Regions from separate parts of the Mus musculus genome. Here region 1 is linked to region 2. Evidence: chromatin loops called from intact Hi-C (ENCODE). Cell type or tissue: heart. All regions are shown on one strand. Links, peaks and the distances in the headings refer to the core of each region. The heading gives the core; the rest is flanking DNA.

Evidence for each region. A loop is a pair of places that touch in the nucleus more often than their neighbours do. Peaks named below come from ENCODE experiments on the same cell type or tissue, not always from the same donor. Only the 100,000 strongest peaks of a DNase experiment are listed, where the experiment ranks them.
Region 1: it touches region 2 in a loop (5-fold over the local background); 3 of 42 quality-filtered maps call a loop at or near these places.

What each region holds. Positions count from the first base shown.
Region 1 is chr16:7,921,214-7,932,540 of GRCm38, forward strand. No RefSeq gene overlaps it. Among named protein-coding and RNA genes, the nearest start is that of Gm29854, 160 kb to the left of the region's middle. In heart, for the core only: no CTCF peak of the experiment used is centred there; no DNase peak of the experiment used is centred there.
Region 2 is chr16:6,832,964-6,844,290 of GRCm38, forward strand. It overlaps a transcript of Rbfox1 not described here. Among named protein-coding and RNA genes, the nearest start is that of Rbfox1, 230 kb to the right of the region's middle. In heart, for the core only: a CTCF peak has its summit at 6,844; a DNase peak (open chromatin) is centred at 6,858.

The DNA.
Region 1 (11,327 bases), core at 1,367-9,366, 1.1 Mb after region 2:
TTTCCTCTTCATGTTGCTTGTGCTAGTACAAGAGTAGTCCAAAGAACTATGTTTAGAAGATACTCTGCAGGACACACAAGAATCCTTCAGAAAATACCCAGACCCAGACCCTGACCCACCTGGCCCCACCTCCAGCCCCACTAGCTCCACCCCAGCCCCACCTCCAGCCCCTCCCTGTCTTCAGTAAGCATCTTGTCCTTGAGCTTTTTTCTTGGTATTCTGTCTTAAATGTAGGCATCTTACAAATGAGAAATTACTTCCTATCTGTTGTGATTAAAAATAACAACAACAAACAAACAAACAAAAAAGTTTTTATTTTTTGAGACAATGACTTGCCTGGGCCATTCTGGAATCTGCCTTCATCTTCTGGGGCTAGGGTCTATGTCATGGCATCCAGCTCTTAAATCAAGTGCTACATCATCACAACACCCCTCCAGCCCTCCTTTGGAAAGTAGCTGTCTCACCTATCTGTGCTTCATCATCTGCCCTGTTTATACTGCCTATCTTTATATAGCATCTCTCACTTGTCTCTTTGCACCTTTACCCTCTGATTGCTTCCATCATGTGTGCCATTCATTACTGGGTCTCCAGTGCAGATTACTCATAGACTGAACTGCACTGGAGTTTGTGATTAGTATCTGTTGAATCAGCGAATGCATGAACCTCAGAATACCAGAGTCAATGGTCATCCCATTGCTTCAATTCTGTCTACTGTGTCTTTCTGTAGATGCAAGCTTCACACAAGGAAGTACTCTGTCCTGTTTTGGTAAAAACTGGAAATTCTCATAATAAATGAATCAGGTCTGAGCACCACTGGTACATTGGCTTGTAGAGTACAGGGCAGAGCAAAGTCTGGAACAGGTGGCATTCACAGTCTGCCTCTTCTCTCCCAGACACAGCTGCCCACCAGGCCGAAAGGGGGTGAAGCAGAGTCCAAGGCAAGAAGCTCAGCTCAGTTGAGAACAAGTGCTGAGGAGGCAGGGTGCCCAGGGAGGCCTTCTTTTACGGGTCCTTTAGGTAAAGGCCTTCTCCCACAATCTTTAATGAAGCAGCTCCCAGAGATGATCTTAACTTGTTCATATTCCTTCATTGGGGTGGTTTGAACGCATACCCTTTATTTGGGGTGAACCAAGGGTAATATAGTTTTTGGGAGAGGCATGAGAATATCCAGGGACGGAGAATGTCATTGATTGAAGGCTAAGGCTACAAAGATGCCTCATTACCATGGAGATGTGTTCCAGGTACTGGCAGTCACCTGGTTAGATGCCCCAAGGCAGGCACAAAAATAGGGGGAGTTAGCCCTACTTCTACTGGTCTCAGGATGCAATTTTAATCGCAATTTTTGGAATTTCTAGGGTTTGGACATGCTTAACCTCACCTATTCCTTGCCAGTTCCTCTGGCAGCATGGTCCATGTGCCCTGCATCATCTCATCCCAAAATAGCAGTCGAGTGCTCCTGTTCATTTCATCTCTCCCTATCTCCTTAAACCCTACAGCTGATAAGGATGTAGTTTTGGATAACATAGCTTTCTCCAACTTTCTTTAGGTCATTAATCTCATCCATTTGAAAGTAAGCCAAGAACCCCTCCATGTCTTATTGATAAGAATGAATCTTCATTGAAATCCCACATACTCCCACCCATTCACACCAAAGTGATAAAATAAAAAGACACTGTGGGCTAAGACTGCTGTTATTTGAAAATACTCATTCAGAGCACCCCTGATCCTCCTTCTTGTCTCTGTTGAAAAATATCCCCTGTTACAAACCAGTCACTTTCAAAGGGTACCCCTCTACCAGAGACTGGTTTAGCAGAAGGCATGTTATCCTATTCTGGCCAATAAGAAATGAAGAAAAATCAGGTGAGACATGCTTCCAGTAACTAGATCCCAGCAGAGCAGGAAGAACTGCGTTTGTAGAAAATGTTCTTGGCCTCTCTACACCATGAACTTCACTAGGGGTCAGTTCATGAGGAGATAATGTCCTCAATGCAGAAATACACGTTGGAAAAGAGAGTTCCATACAGAGTTGGAAAAGAACGTCAGATAAAGAAACATGAGCCCTAGAACACATGATGGATAAGTCCACAAACATAGGACCACCCACTGCTGACCTTCCACTGAAAGAAACTGGAGCCATTTTGATTTTACTTGGCAATGATCAAGAGTTATTGGTAGCCAAAGGGCACCCCCAATTTACAAACATCCTAGACAAAATATTGTATTAGTCTGTGAAGTAGAACATGCGTAAAAAATATCCATTCTCAAACAGTGGCCAGTCTAGTAAGATGTGCAGTAGACTCACATCATGCATCTTCTCTGGTTGCATTCTGCTGTAGAACTGGTGTGGAAAAGTGTGATGGTCACCAGGACACTACTGGAAGCCACGGAAGACACAGCATTCTTGGTAGATGATTTGGAATTGTTGTTGTTTCTTTTGTTTGTTTTTTGTTGTTGTTATTTTGATCCTTTGTTTTAAGTTTTGATATTTTTTACTATTAATTTTTTTGAAATTGTAACACAATTAGACCATTTTCTTTCTCTTTCCTCCCTCACACCCTCCCACATATCACTCTTTGCTCTCTTTCACATTCATGGCCTCTTTCACCAACATGACTGCCTAAACATGGGTTAAGCAAAGACAACAAGAAACATGTTAAAGTGGACAGAGCACTGTCCAAGAGTCCTTAGTCCTGCACAAAGAACTGGAGGCAACTGTAGACCTACCCAGGAAAGGGTACAATTGTTCACTCAGCTAGGTTTCAAACAAAAGTCAGAGAAGAGGAGAGATGCCATTAAAAATATAACCTTGCAGAGACTTACAGAAGCAGAGTAAGTCAAACTTCATAGTTACTTCGTCGGCTTATGCTGTAAGTTTTAGTGTTGTGTAAACTGCATATCAATAGCATTCCCTTCTCAATAGCTCTGACGACCTGGCTGGCCAAATTTACCTATGTGCAGCTCTGGTGAAAGCATGGATGACGAGGGAAGCAGCTCCTTCCTTCTAGATTCTGTGAAATTTGAAAATGCAAAAGATAAGCTGTCTCAACCTTCCTATCAGTGAAAACCCATGTTATGTGACTTTTCCCAGAGTGATGTGGACAAACATATTCACCCAAGATAGGCTGATAATGGTAGATCAGAGTAACCAAATTAGGTTGCATGTCCAGTGAAATTTTTGGTTATTTACAACAGCATGAATGACTCCAAGACATTTGCCATTGAAAAGTCTTGCCCCAATTGGAGCAACAACTGGCATTCCTACACCATTTGCCAGCATCTTGACATCTCCAACAGGAGTCTTTTTTTTTTTTTTTTTGTCAATTATTGTCACAGCTTGTATTACCATCCCAGTGAGGCATTGTAAATCTTATACAGTTCTGGAGCCTTTTAAGTTGTGTTTGCTTCCTGAGACTTCATACATTTTCAATTCAGAGGAAAACATTACAGAACAAGGAGAGACAAGAGGCTGAAGAAAGTCAGTTAGACAGAGCTTTGCTGGGTTCCTATTTGAACATGAAGCCACCATGCATGGCTGAAGACCTCCCACCAGTATCTTTCTTCCTCTGAACCAACATAACCTTTGCATCTCAGCTAGTTCTGCATTCGGTTACATATCAGGTTCCAGCTCCCACAAAGAACCTCTGCTGAAAATAACAATTGCAATGAATGTTAAGAGCTTTAGATTGAGTTGGTCTGAGCTTTCTATGAGAGTCTGTTATAACAATTTAACATTGCCTTTATAGTCCCAAAGTAGATGCTGACAGTAGAACCATGGCTATACATAGGTGTGTGTTAATAAAACTTTATTTACAAACGTAAACTGTGGACAGAGTTGGGGCATTGAATTGAATGAACTGATGAGTTTACTAAGGTTATGTTCAGGCACATGGATGATTCACAAGCCTGGGTGACAGCTCAAGAAACCTGCATCAGTGGAGAACTTGGTGCAGCATGCATGCAGCTCCACTGAGGAGTCTCTCTGCTAGTCAACTTTTCACCTTCTCTGTTTTAAAGCTTCTCAAGACCACATGTAACAGACTTCTGATTTCAAGCTATAGTACATCTACATCGTGTGCCCTTGAGGGAATTGCTTACCTCCCTGGGCCTCATGCCACTTACATAACACCTGTGGTACAGTCCTGCTGTAGGAAAGCAAAGAAAGGAATGTTTGAAGAACTTTCAGCACCGTGCATCATGGGTAAGGCACGTGATTGCTGTTGTTCACTACATGTGTGACTTCATATAGCTCTAACTATCTCTATCAAATGAGATGAGAGAAAGCCTCACCTAGAAGCCAGTAGCAATAGTGAAGAAAATACTCAGGGGATATTAGTGAAGAAGGGAGATTCTCCTCTCTCTCTCTCTCTCTCTCTCTCTCTCTCTCTCTCTCTCTCTCTCTCTCTCTCTTTCTCTAAGAGAGTGAGTGTGTGTGTGTCTGTCTGTCTGTCCATCCATCTGTCTCTGTCTGTGTGTGTCCATCTGTCTATCTCTGTCTGTCTTGGTCTCTGTCTCTATCTCACTGTCTCTCTCTATCTCTGTGGGGAGCAGGAGGGTTCTTTAGCTGTGGCTAAAGCTGTCTCTAATTCCTAAAGAACCTGGTCCACTTAAGTGGATTTGATTGGCATTAATTATTTAAAATAATCATTTCTTAAGAAATAAAAACGTTATGAATGACTTGCACTTATTCAGTGTTTTATAGGGTTTTTATTATTATTTTTACTTTATTCTGTTCAAAGGACTTTTAAACTAGGGTACACAGTATACCAAGAGGTATATGAATTATGGGAGGAAGCATCTTTTGATTTTGAGAGGGCAGCATTATTTCACACTAAAGCCAACTTGAATATATAATAGAGCAGAATACATAATGCACGTGTCTTTTTTAAGATTGAGTTTGCAACTTTAAAGATATTTCAAGTCAGAGAGTCACCACATTGGGCTGTGTCCTAGGTGGCTTTGTCAGGAAGAGAATTGGTTGTGTCTTTTGCCATAGTCCCCTGCAAAGTACTTAAGGAAGAATTTTTAGGATGTCTGCAGAAGACAAAACTCTGTAGGAATATGTATGGGCTCACACAAGGTTGACTCTATGCTGTTGAAGGAGTCTTTAAACATAGATTGTTAGCCTCCAGGTCATCCACATACATAGTAGTGAGGAGAATCAACCATGAGACAGAAACAGAGGGAGTGCACGGTGTTAAGTACTGAGAGGATGAGAAGGTGATTAAACCAGGGCCCAGAAAGGCATAAAATCCTTTAAGCCCCACAGGTCTTCACTCCAGAAAAATGCCAGTTCCTGAGCCAGCTGCATCTCCTCATAATGCAGTTACAACTTCTGTCAGGCACTCTCTCCCACCGACCCACAGCACCAGGCCAGGCAGCCATATTAAGACACAGTTGTGCTTTGTATAATAAAAGTGGGATCTGCACGCACCTTTTTATCAACAGCTTAGTGAGCACACACTGTTCATGGTTGGTTTGCTGTGAGCTAACCCCTCCCAGCCCAGATTCCCCTGGAGAAGTCCATAGTTGACAGTGGCAGAAATGAAGCAAACAGAATGTTTTACGGTGTACCTGGGCCAAGACACCAACAGAGCAAGAGAACCGTGCAAGGGAGGGAAGCAAGAGAGAGCCAGACTTAGAAGACAAGGCTAAACCCAAAAGGCAGACTGCTTTTGTCTCCACCTCACTAATATCTATAAAATGTGCTTTCTTGGCATGAGAATCAAGGCAGAGTTCCCAAGATGATTAGTCTGTTGTCTTTCCTGATTGTCAACACTGAATAAGGCACACTGTTAAGATCTGATTACTGTCTCCAAGTGTTGGCTTCTGTAAGTGACAGTCACCATGAGACATAATTCCAGGCTCACTTATATCTCATTTCCTGCCTCAGTTTCTGCACATGAAATTAGACTCTCCCAGTGAACTTGAACTCTGCCATGGCCACTTGCTTTCCTCCAGCCGGACTCTATGACTAAAGAAACAAAGTCTGTAACACAAACCCAGTGAGCCCTGTCCCGCACCTGATGCCTAGATTTTTTATTACAATGCACAACAGGCCTGTTTGTATTTGGATTCTCTGTACTCAACTGAAGACTGCAGTTGGCCTTTTAATACTCTTCATTCTAAGGACATTATTCTCTTCATAATAGCCACTGTGATGGTTAATATTAATTGTCAATCTGACAGCATCTAAAATTACATGGAAAAGAAGGCTTTCGGGGGTTTCTAGAACAGGCAAAATTTATTTGAGAAGAAACACCTTACATGGGCTGAGGTTCTGGGACTTAATGAAAAGGCGGAAAAACTAAGCTGAGAACCAGCATTTCTCTCTCCATGCTTTCTGACTATGAACGGGTTGTGTGTGTGTGTGTGTGTGTGTGTGTGTGTGTGTGTGTGTAGTGTGAGCAGCTGCTCCAGTCTTTGCTTCCCCGGCTTTCTCAATATGAGAGACTGTATTTCCCAGAATTGTAAACCAAAGTAAACTCCTCCTCCCTTGTGCTGTTTCTTGTTAGTTTCTTTTTAACATGTCAATATGAAAATTAACAAATACAACCACTATCAGCAGTATTCACCACCCACCACCACCACCACCGGCCACCCCACCCAGAACACTAGATGGGAGTCTGTAGCCCAAATCCTGGTGTTAGCTGCATCTGCACGAGCTTGGGAATGTCTTCAGCCTCTTAGAGGTTATCAGCTGCACCACCCGCAAAAGGGAACCACGTGCCTTTGAAGGGAGAGCAAAGCGGCTTGGGCAGACTGCCAAGTGGGTGGGTCCGCGTATAAGGGGTTCACTGCCTGCTTTACCTTTCCCAAGCCCATCCACTCCTTATGAGCTTGACCCCTAAACCATCCTAACCCAAGACAAATTTCCTGAAAAAGCCAGCCTCGGCTGGGAACCCCATCAGTCTTATGCTTTGGTGACCAGAGGCAAAGTTGTCTTTCATTTTTCTTCCAAATAAAACACTGCAGTGTGGATCCTAGCCCCGCATTTCTTGCTCCAGAGGCTCCGAGTCTCGCTCTTAACAGACTACCCATGGTATTCTGCCCTAGTCCTTCGAACACATCTATTTATAGCAGCCATCATTAGCTCTGCAGTCCAAGCGTGGGCTGTCTCACCTGTCCCTCCCCGTCTCCTCTTGCTGAAGTTTCCTTCAAGGGTTTCCAAAGAGTCCTTTGTAATAATAGTTAACATGTACAGGAAAGCCCCAAGGTCATGCTCCACTCTTGGCACCCTTCACTTTAGATTTGAGAAATCCCCTAAAACTCTCATTAACGCAGGCTGCCTCACACCTATGAAACTTTAAAAATATCTAGCTGATCAGCCACTTTGCACACCTCCGTGCAGGCAGAGTGTGTCTGCGCCCGCCGCCCCCATTCCTTTCCTTGGCATTACAATTGTGCAGATGAGAGCTGTCAAAAACCTGACTTCCTACAGTATTTAAAATATAAGGAAGAGAACTGCTCATCTGAAACCAGCTTTACCACTTAAAGAGAAACAGAAAGCCAGGAGGGAGAAGCAGAAAGCAGAGGGGGAGGGGAGGGAAGCAACAAGACGTCCCTGTTCAGAGCTGGTTTTACTAAGGCCCTGCAGCAACTTAGGGCTTGCTTTTATTTATTTATTTATTTATTTATTTATTTATTTATTTATTTATTTATTTATTTGTTGGTTTTGGTTTTTCAAGACAGGGTTTCTATGTGCAGCCTTGGCCAGGCTGCCCACGAACAGAGACCTGCTTGCCTTTGCCTCCCAAGGGCTGGGATTAAAGGCAAGCATTGCCATAGCCTGGCTAAAGGGATATTAACCACAAATTGAGTGTTATTTATAAGACACAGATCTCTGTCTCTGTCTCTCTCTCCCCCTCTCTAGCTGAGTTCCTAAACCACTCGCACCCCCCAAAATACATACACATTTATATGTCAGAAAGTAGATTCACAAAAAGCTGAAGTGCTAAGCTCAAACTATCAGTACAATTTTGTGGCTGTGGCAGCTTCTTTTACCATATTTACCCATCCCCTAAATCCATGTCTACACCAGAATGCACGGCACCTCCTGGGTGGTAAATTTCCCAGACAGATTCTGCACAGAACTACTTGTGTGGAACGACTCTGGGGATGGTTCTCTTGGCCATCTGTCGAGATAAAGCAATCCACAGTTCCACCATGACTGATGAATGCAAGCTTGGGAGCTTCTCACCATCTATGCTGGAATTATGTGGCACTATTTGTCAAACACACGGATTCCTGGATATTCCCTGTTGGTATTTCTGTGCTGCTGAGAGTCAATTAGCTCCTGTGGGCTAATGACTTTAAGACCATGTCGGCTGTTAGAAGGTGGGATCTAGTTCAAGGTCATGGGTCCTTGAAGGATGTGTATTCATCCCTGTCTCGTCCTCTCTAGGATAACTGGCTTCCATGAGGTGAGCAGTTTCTCAGCCCTCCATTCTCTGCACCATGAACTTTCCACATTTCTACAGACCCAGAAACTAGGGACCTCGGACTGAGGCCTTCAGAACCGTGAGCAGTTTCTCCTTCAATCTGATTCGTTCTTTCGTCTCATTGACTTAATACAATATAGTATGTTCCCTACCAAGTACTGACTCTGAACCTGTGCAGGTAATAGAGGGTACCTGTCGTGGTAGGTATGCAGCGGTGATTGTTACTCAACCCAGACATCTGAGATCCTCTGTGCGAGATCGAAGCCTTATTTTTACAGCTTTCCACATGGATGATCCCGTCACAGGGACCTGAGGGCTCCTTCTCAAATGGTTTGCCTAACAGAAGAGATATCAAGGCAAAGGGAGAGAAACCTGTCAGCCAGTGAGCAGGCAAATAGTCTGCTCCAAACATAGTGGATTGTGGAGATGAAGGTAAATTCATCTCAGAAGCGATCAAACTGTAAAACTCATACACTGTAAGAATGGGCAGTATCATTAGACACATAGAAACAATACGCCCCAAACAGACCTGCTGAGAGCTTTGAACAGCAACTCCCTAGAGCTGATTAGGACCTAGAAGACACTATAAAAATGTCACAAGCCAATGTTCCCACATTTCTTCATAATATAGCTTGTTGTAACTTAGTTCTTTAACATGTGCATTGTCTTTCTTTCTTTCTTTTTTTTTTTTTTTTTTTTTTTTTGGTTTTTTGAGACAGGGTTTCTCTGTGTAGTCCTGGAGTCCTGGCTGTCCTGGAACTCACTCTGTAGACCAGGCTGGCCTCGAACTCAGAAATCTGCCTGCCTCTGCCTCCCAAGTGCTGAGATTAAAGGTGTGCGTCACCACTGCCCGGCTTTGTCTTTCTCTTTAACCAGGACATTCAAATGGGGGGGGAGGGGGTCTTTCATAAATGTGCTAACTCACTTAAGCGCTTAGTGCAATCCAGTCTGCCATTTTGAATGAAAATAGCGAACAGACATTCAGGTCATTGAATGTTATTTGAACAGTTATGACTGACTCTTCAACTCTTAATAGTTTTACATGAGGTGTGAGCCCTTTGCAAACTATGTAGGAAGATCCACAGACACCTACAAGTCTAAGACTCTAGAATGTTTCACAATATGTGGCATTCATATACATATGTGCTTTTTCCTTGGGAAACAGACACACTGATTTAAAATGTATGTGTTCGTACATTGGATGTACATGCTTTTGTGTGTGTGTGCACATGATGGGGAGCGCAGAGCCATGTGCATGTGTATGCATTTGAGAAGTCCAGAAATTAGCATCAAACCTCTGTCAACCTCCGTGTCTCTCCACCTTATTTGTGAAGCAGGATTTCTCACTGATCTTGGAATTCAGATTCATCTAGGCTGGCTGCCCAGTGAGCTCCAGAGATCTACTTGTATCTGTCTCCCCTGAACTGGGATTACAAGCATACACTATCACACCTGGCTTTTTAACAAAGGTTCTTGGGATCCATCTTAGGTTAGTATGTTTGTAAAACAGGTACTTTACCACCTGGTCCATCGTCTCCTCAGCCCCGAAAGATACTTTTAATGATATAAATCACTGTCATTCACATGTATTCAGTACACACACTTATATAAGATATAAAGGCATGAATTTAAGAAGTTTGATATTTGATGTTGACAGTCAGACAAAGCCTATAGGTGGTTCCTCTCCAATATGAATTATTTTCCCCAGTGCCAGGTCTTAAAGGGACCTTATTTAAATCAGACTTCTTCTTGTTGTTGTTGTTGTTGTTTTAAGTTCTTTGGGTGTCTCTTCAGTCTGATGGTGAAATATAATGAAAGGTGTGTATGGAATAGTATCACACTCACTATATCCAAGTGTTACCTCAACAGATCAGTTTGATAACTGCCCCATAGGGGAAAGGTTCACCAGATAGTGGCTATTTGGCAGAGTGGCCTAATGGAGCTCCTTCTGTGTAAGAAATGGAATTAAGTTGATACGAAATGCAAGGCAAATGTTTGATTTGCATTGGACAGGATATAAAGGCTCTTTTATGTGCACTTAATATCCTGGGCCAAGTTGGGGTGGATGGCAGAGACATTTGGCTTTGCCCACTTGATGTTTGGAAAAATGGAGGCATTCCCGTTTTGCAAACAGCCCACAGATACATTAAATAACTCATTTCATGATGGACATCTGGACTCCTCAAACCTGCCAAAAGTGGATAGGCTGCCGGCTGCCTTCCAACTTTATGGCGGGGAACAGCTCCCTTCAAATATCAAAACGATCACTCTGTAGCATCCTGGCATGTCGGGGGCGGGGGCTCATCTGTCCAAGCATGACACACATTCATTTTGATTTTAGGTATGTCTGAGCCCCTGGCTGCATATCCAATACTCCATGCACCTGAGCAGAAAGAGAATCTGAGTTAATTAGAACAAGTATTCTATAAGATGTCTTGACACCTGATTCTTCCATGGTGGCTAGTTGACGAGTGACTTAAATCCGTTAGTGAGACACACAGGTAGATGGTATTATCTAAAAGGAGTCTTTAATTTAGTAATTTGTGTCAAAAATTTTAAAAGAAGAAAAACTTAATTAGGCATAATGAAACCAAGATTGTTCAATAAAAAGTAAAACTTACATGAACGTAATGCAAAGATCATTCTCTGCTTGCCCTCAGGAGCCACTGGTCAGACACAGTCAAAGTAACTCGCTGCAACTTTCTTGAGTCTGCACCTAATTTCCTGTTGACCACGTTTCCTATGTGCTTTATAACCCTGGTTAGTGCTGCTTTATGACCCTGGTTAGTGCTTTATAACCCTAGTTAGTGCTTTATAACCCTGGTTAGTGCTATGTTACAACAGTGTCTTGTAATAAAAGCTGGGAGAGTTTGTGTTCGCCACCTACTG
Region 2 (11,327 bases), core at 2,273-10,272:
TCTTGATGAGTAACTACACTCATATGTGTACTTGCATGCAAGCATGCATATACTTAATTAAACAACAACAAAAATTAGTCAACTTTCCAGATTTGGGGTTGGCAAAATTGGCAGTGGGAGGGGATTGGAGAGTTATTATTGTTAACTTAGTAAAGAATTTACAATCTGCAAAATGAGGACCAAGGGAGGTCTATGTATAGATATGCTTAGAATGTTAACTTTATCATAATTTTTAAAAATCTAGTTTACTTGCAATACTGCAAATTCAAAGGCAAAAGTGGATAGGATAAAACAATATTCAGTGTTCTTTTGATTTGGAAGCCACTACCAGGGAAGCCACAACCTGTTGTGACTACATGCAAAATGAGCAAAGAGTGTTGATGGATGCTGGCTGTAATATATTGGTCAAACATTAGTGAAGTCTGGTGAATAAAGAAAACATCTCCTTCTAATGACTTATCCCTCAGCCTCTTCTTTCCTCAAAATCCCTGGCATGCTTTTACCTGAGAGAACTACAGTTTGTATTGAGTGTGTCTACTAGAGCCTTGTTTCATAGAAAGAGACAAAGTGGCCCACCCTGCTTCTTGTTTGGGGAGTTGTGAATCACCATTTACTGTATCTGGCTTGTTCAGATCTGGCTCAGCAATTTGTTCTCTTGGTGTCTTTGATCCTGGTTCATGTTCTCCTGGGGAACACACTGCATTTTTCTACCTAGTGCATGCCAACACTGGCAGCTGGCCACCATGCAGATGGTTGGTATGAGGACACAATTCATATCATAGATTACACTGCATAGTTCACTGTTCTGTGTTTCTATCTGTTCAAACACAATGTTGTTGATTGTTTGGAAGACCCCAATAAAGTGTTTGAATGCCTGTACCATCCTCTTTTGGCTTTGAGGTCATAAAAGATGGTCAGTAGCCAGGGAAGGACTTTACCCAAGACCAGTTGTCTTGCTAGTTCCCCATCAATGGTGTGTGAAATGTGGATCTCTCTTGCAGTGATGACAAAGGTCTCCTTCTGGTAGTTTTCCTTTCACTACACCCTCAGCTTTCACCAATGACTGGCTCCAGCCATACTGGCTTATTAAGTAACAGAACATGGATATCATTTTCATTCTCTTCACACAGTTTATGTCCTGTGCTGGGCCAGTATAAACTTGGCTGATCCTCATGGAGAGACCATAAGAGAGGATGCTCTTGGCTCTGGAGAGATTTATCCCCAGTCACTGCTAGAAAAAGAAAATAGCAGCATTCACTTTTTTTCCTATATACCCACCTCTCTTTTTACTCTTTATTTTGAGATACTGTCTCCCAAGGTTATTTAGAATAGCCCAGAACTTACACTGTACCCCAGGCTAACTTGCACTTGTGATTTTAAGTAACTCAGATTACATTTTTTATTTTAATTTTAATATTTATTTATTTATTTATTTATTTATTTATTTATTTATTTATTTATAGTTTTTGAGACAGGGTTTCTCTGTTTAGCCCTAGCTGTCCTGGAATTCATTCTGTGGACCAGGCAGGCCTCGAACTCAGAAATTTGCCTGCCTTTGCCTCCCAAGTGCTGGGATTAAAGATGTGTGCCACCACACCCAGCAAGATTACAGTCTTGAACCACCAAGTATAATTTAAAGCACTTTCCTTCAAGAACCCCACACTAATTAAATAGAGTCTCTCAAATAATTTTCCACATTAGACAGTGAACAGTGAGTTCTTTAATGAAGACTTTTCATGAAGTTCAAATTTTGGTGCCAATTGTGTAGGATTCAACACTTCACAGTGGTATTCAAATTCTATAGCAGATTAGAAGTCTCTCACACAGACCAGCCACCAGCAGCTTAATCAGTATTTGTGTAAGCCATCTCTCTGCAATTGATTAATTATTCCACTGAGCTGATAACTGATAACTGGATTAATTATTTTTAAATAACTCCTGTGTGAGCATGAGAATAAAGAGCTTTGATTGTACCCAATAAAAAAAGGAGTTTTTTACCCCATCTGCCTTGCAGTCAATGGGGAGAAATGGTTTCAAAAGGAATATTTGCATCTGTTTACTTTTTTTGTTAAAATCTCTTAAAGGGAAGCTTTGCAGATAGCAGTAAATACAAACTGTCATTGTTTTCAGTTCAAAGAATGGAGTTTGAGGAATTGGTTGGGCCATCAATTCCATTCTGACCAGAATTTCAAACAGGAACAGCATTTGCAGACACCCCCTGAGGGGCAGCCAGCGGAACGTTCTGTTTGGTCTGTTAAGGTTTGGACTGGAGAGTATGAGCATGGCAACACCTCGACAACTTGATTTATGGGCAACAGCTGCCTCCTGCTTGTGTCACAGTGATAAACCATCTCGCCATCTTGGGTTGAATTTCGTCTCTAGCAGAGGGACCACATGTTCAAGCAGGTGGAAGGAAAATGTACCTAAGAGGCAGAAGAAGCAGAGGCAGGGGTGTGGTGTGAGCTGACTGAAAGGTTCAATGGAAAAAAATCAAGAAGCAGAAGGTACCAATGGCCCCATCCAAGTTAGAGGCACCAAGGGGCAGCATGCACTGGCTATATTTCCATACTGTACATCTCAGGGCTTACAGAACTGCTGAGCCTATTAGCTTACATATGTTTGAGGCTGCTTCAGTTTGATTCAGTTTGAATCCTATCTGTCCTCTCACCTATCAGACGGATTCTTTGCTTTCAGCTCCCCCACACACCGTTTGGCTAGGGATATTTTATTTGAGAGCTGCATGGATCTGTGATGGCTAGTCTTGCTTGTCTACTTGATTAGAGTGAGAGATGCCTCTACACATTCACCTTTGGTGTGTCCACAAGAAGGTTCCAAAAGAGAACATCAGCTAAGGTAAGTCAACTTGACCTGAATGTACACTAGGCTGGCAGCCAGAGAAAGGAAACAGCTTGCTTTTTCTTCTCTTTCTGATCACTATGGAGTGGACAGCTTTTCTCTGCTGTCTGCTCCCACTGTGATGGTAGTAAGAGTTCTTCTCAGTGCACTGACAAAAGCCACCTAAGAAAGTAAGGCTTTGCTTTGGATCACAGTTCTAGCATATAGCTCATAGTGAGAAAGCATGGCATTGTGTGCAACATGACAGAAGTTGGTAATGCAGCTGGTCTTGTGGATGCCACAGTCAGAAAGCAAATAGGGATGAACTATCCCCCCAACCTGCATGCGCACGCACACACACACTTTGTTTCTCTTTTTGTGGCTGTCTGAGATGTTAGCACATGGGATAGTTCTTCCTTACTCAGCTAATCTAATCAAGAATAGTTCTCTCAGGCATTCCCAAGAGATTATCTCTGCTGTGATTCTGGCCATGTCATGATAAAAATCAATAAATTATTGCAAGGGACCAGTACAGCATAGGCCCAGAAACAATATTCTTGGCAGCCATGAAAAGAAGTCCCAAATAGTGCCTCTTCCATTAGATTATTTATGTTCATATTTTGTTACAGTAACGCCTAGGTGCCAGTAAGACATTGAGGATTAGGCCATAAGTTATGGTGACCATGAGGTGTCCTTCTAGTGTCCAAGGCTTATCTTGACTTGGTAGTCCGATGGCTTCTCTGGCATTCTTGCGCTGAAGACTCCACTTTGAAGATGAGCATCCCTAGTGGTACCTTGCAGCCCTCTTCCTGGGTTCTAGTTTTGTCGGCCCACTTACAGTCTTCATTGTTTCTTTCTTCCACCTATGATCTCTCCTGCATACTCTCATATGGACTTGAGATGTCACTATCTCCAATCTTGCCCATGGACATCTGATACAAGGGTCTAAGACAGAGAAACATAGAAAACCTTAAGAAATTCAATGAGCAAGACCTGGTGTAATAATCTCAAGGCAAGCAAAGACTGGTAAGCAAGAAAATATAGTTGAAGTTCAAGAAAATGAAAGACAACACAACATTTTGTTCATCAGTGGGCTGTATTTATTTATATAGCATAACTATTACATCTAGTTACAAGCATAACTAGACTGATTGTTATATAGATGCAAGGAGAGATAAACTGATGGATGGATAGAAAGATGAGAAGTAGGCAGGTAGATAGACAGACAGACAGATAAAATCTGATAGGATCTAGAGATATTGAAGGGAAATGTATACTAGTGCTATATGAAGTTTGCATGTAAAGTGGTACATTTGCAAGTATGTGTGTGCTCACATCCCAGACAATCTCAAAATGCTACAGATTTAACTACTTTCAAGGCCAGACTCCTAGGAAAATCCATGCCAGCTAACATTTGATCTGAAAAAAGTTAGAGGAACAGACACTGTCCATTAAGACTATCCAGTTCTTGGCATCTTCTGTGGGTAGGTGATCCTGAGTACCAGCCTACAGCAACCCTTACAAAAAGTCAATCTGATATCACTGGGATATCTGATGTTTCTGAAGAGTGCATCCAAACTTCCTTTTGAAGTGTTCTGGGTGTTTAAATATTGATAATCTAGTTCTATTTAAAAAATAGATATGGCTTCCAAAGAAAATGTGTCTTCAGGCTGTTTGTTGCCCACTGATTTGAGATGACTGTGTCCTTCCACCTCTGCCATCCTGTGTCTCCAGAGAGTGGGACAACAATGGGTACCCAAGAGATGGAGGATTGACAGATGAACTCATGCATGCAAGAATCTAAGGAATGGGATGCTTGGATATTTTCTCCTCAAGTTTACCTTAAGTACAGGGGTTTGGAACATATGGAAAATTTGTGCTGCTCATGTGCAGTGAGGATCTTCACCAAAAGCTATAACAAAGAGGATCTCCTTTATTCTTCACGTAAAGATTGTCTTATTACATTTGTGTGTGTGTGTGTGTGTGTGTGTGTGTGTGTCTTTCCATGTAGAGACCAGAAGACAACTTTTAGAAATCAGTTCTTTTCTCCCACCATGTGGGTCTCAGGGTCACATTGCTATCTTCAGGTTTGAGGCATATGTCTCTTTTTCCCTACTAAGCCCTCTTGGTAGTTCCTCATTACTCTTCATAATGATAAAGGCTAAAAGTGTTTTCAATATACCCACATATGACAACCAACCTAAGTTGGCTTGAAATGTTCTGGTTTTCACATTGGATGTCCTGTAACTCTGGAACCCTGGTCCAAACAGGACTTTTAGCCAATTTCCTTTCCATGCTATATACTATGTGTGAGGGGCCTGAATATTGCCCATGCATATTGGTTCAAGAATATGTGAAATTTGTGTCTGTGTATACATATTTGCATGTATGTGAGGGTGTGTCTCTGTGTGTGAAGACCTGAGTGTGTGTGCATACGTACTTTCATATATTTAGGGGTGTCTCTATATGTGAAGAACTGTGTGTGTACATGTATTTGCATGTGAGGTGGGTGTGTCTGTGTGTGTGAAGAGGAGGTTAACCTTTGGTGTCTTCTTTAGTTATTCTCCCTTTTGTTGAGACAGGGTCTCTCAGTTTGAACTGAATCATGCTGATATGATTGTGATCTTTGACTCATTAGCCCCGAGCATGCCCTGCCTAAAAATTACAAGAGTGCGCCTCCATACCCAGGAGTTTCTTTATGTGGGTTTTGTGGATCCAAGCAACATCCTCTGGTTTGCAAAGCCAGTTGTGGACTTCACTGACTGCTCCATCACACCAGCCCTATGATTTGCATATTTTCCAGCTGAGGACTTTGTGTCTAAGTGCCATTTCTTTGTGGTTTCCATTGCTGTGCTTCTGTTGGTCACTATTTTACAAAAAGACATGGTCATTGCTCCTCCCACCCCCTTGCCTATTATGCATCATGATGGTCCTGTCTATGGGATACGTTAACAGGTGCCTCACCACCTGCTCAGCTCTGTAGATGACTCCACAATTTAGCTAACGCACTTTAATTATTTAGGTGACATTTTGCTTTATGTAGTTTTAAGGAGAAATATAAATGAATGAGAGACTTAATTCCATGGTTTCCTCTGTATGATGTATAAAGATGAGACTAATGACCAAGACTCCACTCAGAGCACAAGTTCATCTTCTCCCTTTCCCTTAAAGGCTACCATGTGTTTTAATATTAATTTCTCCCTTATCCATATATCAATAATTGAGTTCTGCATCAATTAATATGCTGGGCAAATTGTATTCCCCGTCCTCTCCTTCACGATGCATTTCAGTAATGGAGATAATTTTCAAGATAAAGTATACAATTTAAAATGGATTAAAAAAGAACAACTAATAAAGGGGAATTGATTCATGGGCAAAATTTTTTGGATAATTTCAGGAAATCTTAGCTGTGCATCTAGCCTGTGCATTTTCTAAGGAGAGCTTGTCAACATGATCAAGTTTTATGCACCCTGCAAAATTTTCCAGGTCTGTAATTGCACAGGATGAGGGAAAAGAAGTAATAAACACACACACAGCGACACACACACAAACACACACACACGCTCGCTCTCGAGCATACACACACACACACACACACACAAGCATACCTACATGACATACATAGAAGAATGCACACTTACACATATGTACACACACTTAAACACATATACACATGCATGCTTGCATTCTCCACATGCAACAAAATCAGCCGTGCTGCTGGGAACATGTGCACAATTCCTTCCCTTGGTTTAAGAAGGCTAAACATTCATGCCAGCAAGTCTTCGGAGCTTTCCATTTGCTGACTGTTGCTGGTGGGGGTTGGCTTTTCTTTTGATTTGATAGACTGGCACACAGGCTTCCAAGGCTATCTGTTCCTTTCCCCCTCCCAGATTCCGATACAAACCCAAGCTGAGAGCCAAGCAAGGCAGACATGGACAGGCAGCAGCTGCTGCAGCAAGCAAGACCCACAGTCTCTAAGCCCGCAGTGACACGATGGAGCCGGTAGATGGCTGTAGACAAGTGTGCTGAGCATGTGGAGCGAAGAGGAATGAGTCTGGGGAGGCCTTGACCTAACTGGATGCTGCTTTTATCTGAAGTACATTTAAAGAGATAAAGGGGAAGCCGGGAGAGGCACATGTTCTTTTCTCTGCAGCTGGAGCTTCGACTTAAAAAAAAAATCTCCGAGTCGCCAGCTCTGTGCTGATATGCTTGCCTCTGAGGATCAACCCTCCAGTAAATTCCTCCAGTAGGGACTTTGGGAATCTCCTCCTCGCTGTCAGGATTTGCTATAGCACCTGCCTTTACTGATCATACCAGGCTATTATTGTTATTATTATTTTTTATTGTTACTGTTATCATTATCACCCTCACCACTAGCGGTCTCAACAGTGTCTGTGTTCCCACTATGCTTGCTGCCTGAAGTACTAGATTTGCTCATGAGACAGCCACCCCAAGAATTCTTACCTAAGCAGTCTTGACTAGAGCGAGAAGAAAAGGCAAGAGTTAGGAAGGGAAAGGAAAGAGGGGGAGGGAGGAGGAGAGGGGAGGGAGAGGAGGAGAGGAGAGAGAGAGAGGAGAGAGAGAGAGAGAGGGAGAGAGAGAGAGAGAGAAGCAAGCAGCCCGGAGCAAGTCACTCCACACACGTTGCCACTGAAGGAATGCTGTCCTGATAAACTCATAAACAATCATAGCAAACCTGGTGTAAGGAAATAAGAGGGACTCTGAGGACTTGGCAGGAAAAGGCAAGAATCTCTACCGAGTGGTTTTCAGTTTTTCTTCCAGATACTCTTGGTGAAGTGAGGAGACTTCTGTTTGCTGACAGAGCCTTTGATTTCTCTTGCAAGATGATGATGTATTTGTGGGTAGGTAGTCTCTCTCTCTCTTTCTCTCTCTCTCTCTCTCTCGCTCTCTCTCTCATTCTCTCTGTCTTTCTCTGATTAATAAATTGACTTCGGGTATAAAAATTGCAGCCTAGAGTAATCGTATTTCGTGTAAGGTGATTATGCCGATGCAGGATAATCTTGCATGGCTACGGTACATGTGCAGGCTTTTCCAGTGGGAGTTAGGCAAGACTTGCTTCATTAGTGCTGAGCTACAATTTTATTTTCACGTGCGAAGGGAAACAAAAAAAAATGTGTGTGTATGTGTGTCCGCACACGTACATGTGGGTACGTGTACAATGTGCATGTGTGGAGTAGGGGAATATGTTGCTTTCTCTCTCTTTTTTTTGAGACATTGGTGGTGAATTCAGAGTAAAGAGCAGATCTAGGAATGTCGTTTTAAGCATGGAGCAAATTCTCTCTCACTTGTAGCTGCGTAGAATTTCATTTAATTACAAAGCAGCGTGCTGAGAAGTGATGGCTGTGTATACATATACATATATGTCTCCTGTACAAATAACTCCTTATTTCTCATGTTGGGTTTGAACATTTTAGATGAAAGCTGAGTGTTTTATTTGCTTAAAACAGATGTGTGTGTGTGTGTGTGTGTGTGTGTGTGTGTGTGTGTGTAGATATACTGAGAATGCTGCTCTGGTCAAATGTAGATTTCGATGCACTTTTTCTGTCTTATTGATAAATGTATATAGTTATTTGTCTAAGTCGTGGTATTAAATAAACATACAAAAGTAGTGGTCTGTTATTATAGGTGACAATATTTAACTGGTGAAGTAATTGGGAAAAAATAGTATCCTAGTGAAAATGCCTTACAAAAGTCCCTTATCTTCTGCTGGGATAACAAATATATACATCGTAGCTTCATTTGATCAATAAAGGACATAAGTGAAATTCTGACATTTCAGGGACAGAGCTCTGTGGCTTCACATTAGAGACATAGACTCTTCACTTTGCAGAGGGAAGGCGGGGGCATGTGCAAGAGAAGTCTGCACCCTACGTCTGTACACCACCTTTATATTAACAGTGTCATTGTTATTGCTGGGTTTTGTGGTTCATCAGACTAAAGAGAACCCTCTTTCTCCACCTCTCAGGCACTTTTCTTGCTGAAGTCTCAGCCTTGAAACTTCTCCTTGCTGGGAAGGCAAAGGCCTCTTGGTTGAATTTTTCCTTAATCACATCTGACCTTTGACCTTTGCCAGAGTCTCAGTTGGTTACACCCCTCTGGAGTCCCAAGAATTAGGGACTGCTCAGCCTGTCCCCACCCCCTCATCCAGTTAAATGTGTCATGTTGTGGAAACTTTAATTCTGTTTCCCCCCAGTTTTGTAGAGTTGCAAACAGCCAAGTCTGGCCTTTGGCAGCAGGTCTTTGTATCATTTTGTATCAATTTCGGGCAGATTTTCTCTTTAAACACGTCTGTCTTTAAGAAGTGTTCAGAAATAGAAAAATCCAGCCAATTTAACAAAGGTGGTTTTCCCTCGATTCCCTCCCACCTTCTCTGACTAATCTGTGAATAAGAATGTGGCTCTGTTGTCATCCTTGGGGTTGCTGCAATTACAATTTTGAATGTTTACAAATGTTGGGTTTTTTAGGTGTTGAAAATAAGTCATGCAGGGGTCACCACGTGAGTCACCCGTGACATAACTATGTCAGTGTTTATAAAGAGAGGAGCCTGTTTGGGGTTTTATTTTTTTGAGTGAATTCTGGTTAATTAATTCCGTTTAACTTCCTTTAGTTTGAGCTTGCTTTTAGAGTGGCCGGCCACTCCTTTGCTCTGAAGGCCTCAGTGGTGTCTCTGCCTTTTTTTATTGAGTCAGCTGGCTCTTATAGCCAGGCGCATTTGCAAGGCAAAGCAGGGGGAAACCTCAGTAGCCTCAGGCCTACTCCCAGGGTCACCACAGAAGGCTTGCTGACATCCTCTGGTCAAAGACTCTCAAGTTCTCAAAGCTCTTCCTCTCACTTCCTGTTTTTCTCTGTGTGACCCTAGCTTTTGGGTGCCAAACATTTTTATCAATTGCATCTATCAAGATGAAAAAGCAGTTGCTACCTGCCTGCTCCTGAACTTCACTATTCAATTGACATCTTTAATTTTGATTCCTTTTTGGTGGTGTGGTGGTGTTTTCATCTTTGCTGTGCATTGGGGGTAAAATGGCAGGCCCTTTAATTTGGAGCAGCTAGACGCTCACTGCTTAAGGAGATGTGAATTAGCAGGCCTGCATGAGTGCTGCTGGGAAGGTGGGGATCCGGAGAATTTTTGCTCTTTTCTTTTCTTTTTTTTCCTCCGTTTGAAGTCAGCCTCTGCCTTGACCTCCCAGTCTGTAAATAGATACTCTAAATACATTTGGTATTTCGGTTTAAGAGCTCCCTTCCTTTAGGAAAATGAGCCTCAACTCTATTGGTGTGGGGGAAGAATCTGTGCCCTTCTCTCATTGACACAGACATGAAGATGAGATAGGGAGAGACAGTTGAAAGAAATTTCACATCAGCTTGACATCCTTTGTTGATCCCAGCATCAAGGAAGTGGTCTCTTTATAAATGCACCTACCCAGCTGTGTTCATGGCACGGGGTCCCAGGATCCAGGATCGCATTGGCAGGAAGACGGAGACCTTCCTGTAGGGTCGGGAGAGACAGGGCTGCGGTGCAGAGTGATACACACTCTGGCCACTTCTAACAGGAAACGCAACGCTTCTTCAGATCAGAAGCTAGGAACACATCCCCAAGCTAGCCTGGAGGCCTGGGTCGTTCAGCCTCTTTGCCATCTATACCTCTAGTTTCTTTAAGAAACATTGCCTAAAAGACAGATAATAGTACTAGTTTTCCTTGTACTTCATTTTCTATGCGTGAGAATTAGTTGGTGTTTAGGGAAAAGAAAGCTGAGTTTGTAGGTCCTGCTGCCCGACTCTGGGATGACTTCCCAAACTTGGGTTTAGTTCCTGGACACTGAGCCAAGCTGGGCACCAGGATATATATAGTAAGTCCAAAAAAGTTGGGTTTTGAGATAGGGCCTCACTATGTTGCTCAGCCTGACTTCCCATTGGTCATCCTCCTGTCTCAGCTCCCCCAAGTGCTAAGATGACAGGTGTATATACCATAGCTGGCTAGATACACAGCTCTGGACCCATGTAACCTCCAGCTCTGCTGTGGTTTTTGTTTGTTTGTTTGTTTGTTTGTTTGTTTGTTTTGTTTTTTTCATTGCACCAGAGGCCTCTGGAACACAGATGTGTTGCCCCTCCAGTGCTGGGCAATGGTGGCTACTTTTGGAATTCAGAGAAAAGAAGCCATAGATAGTTTGTCTTTCTACATGTCCTTAACCAGAGGCTCTGCAATGTACATTTCAGAGAAATGGGTGTCTGCTTTTGATTTCTCCATATTTCTTCTCTTCTTCACATTTAAAAAAACAGAACATATTTCTTTTCACATCTCAGCTACATAAGGTATGCCATTCTCCTGAGCTTTAAGACAGTTATTTATTCATTGATTTTGTGTACAGAAGTTCTGCAACCACAGCACACATGTGAAGGTCTGACGGCGACCTGTGTAAGCCTTCTTTTCTCCTTCTATCATGTAGTTCTTGGGGAAATACTCAAGTTGTCAGACT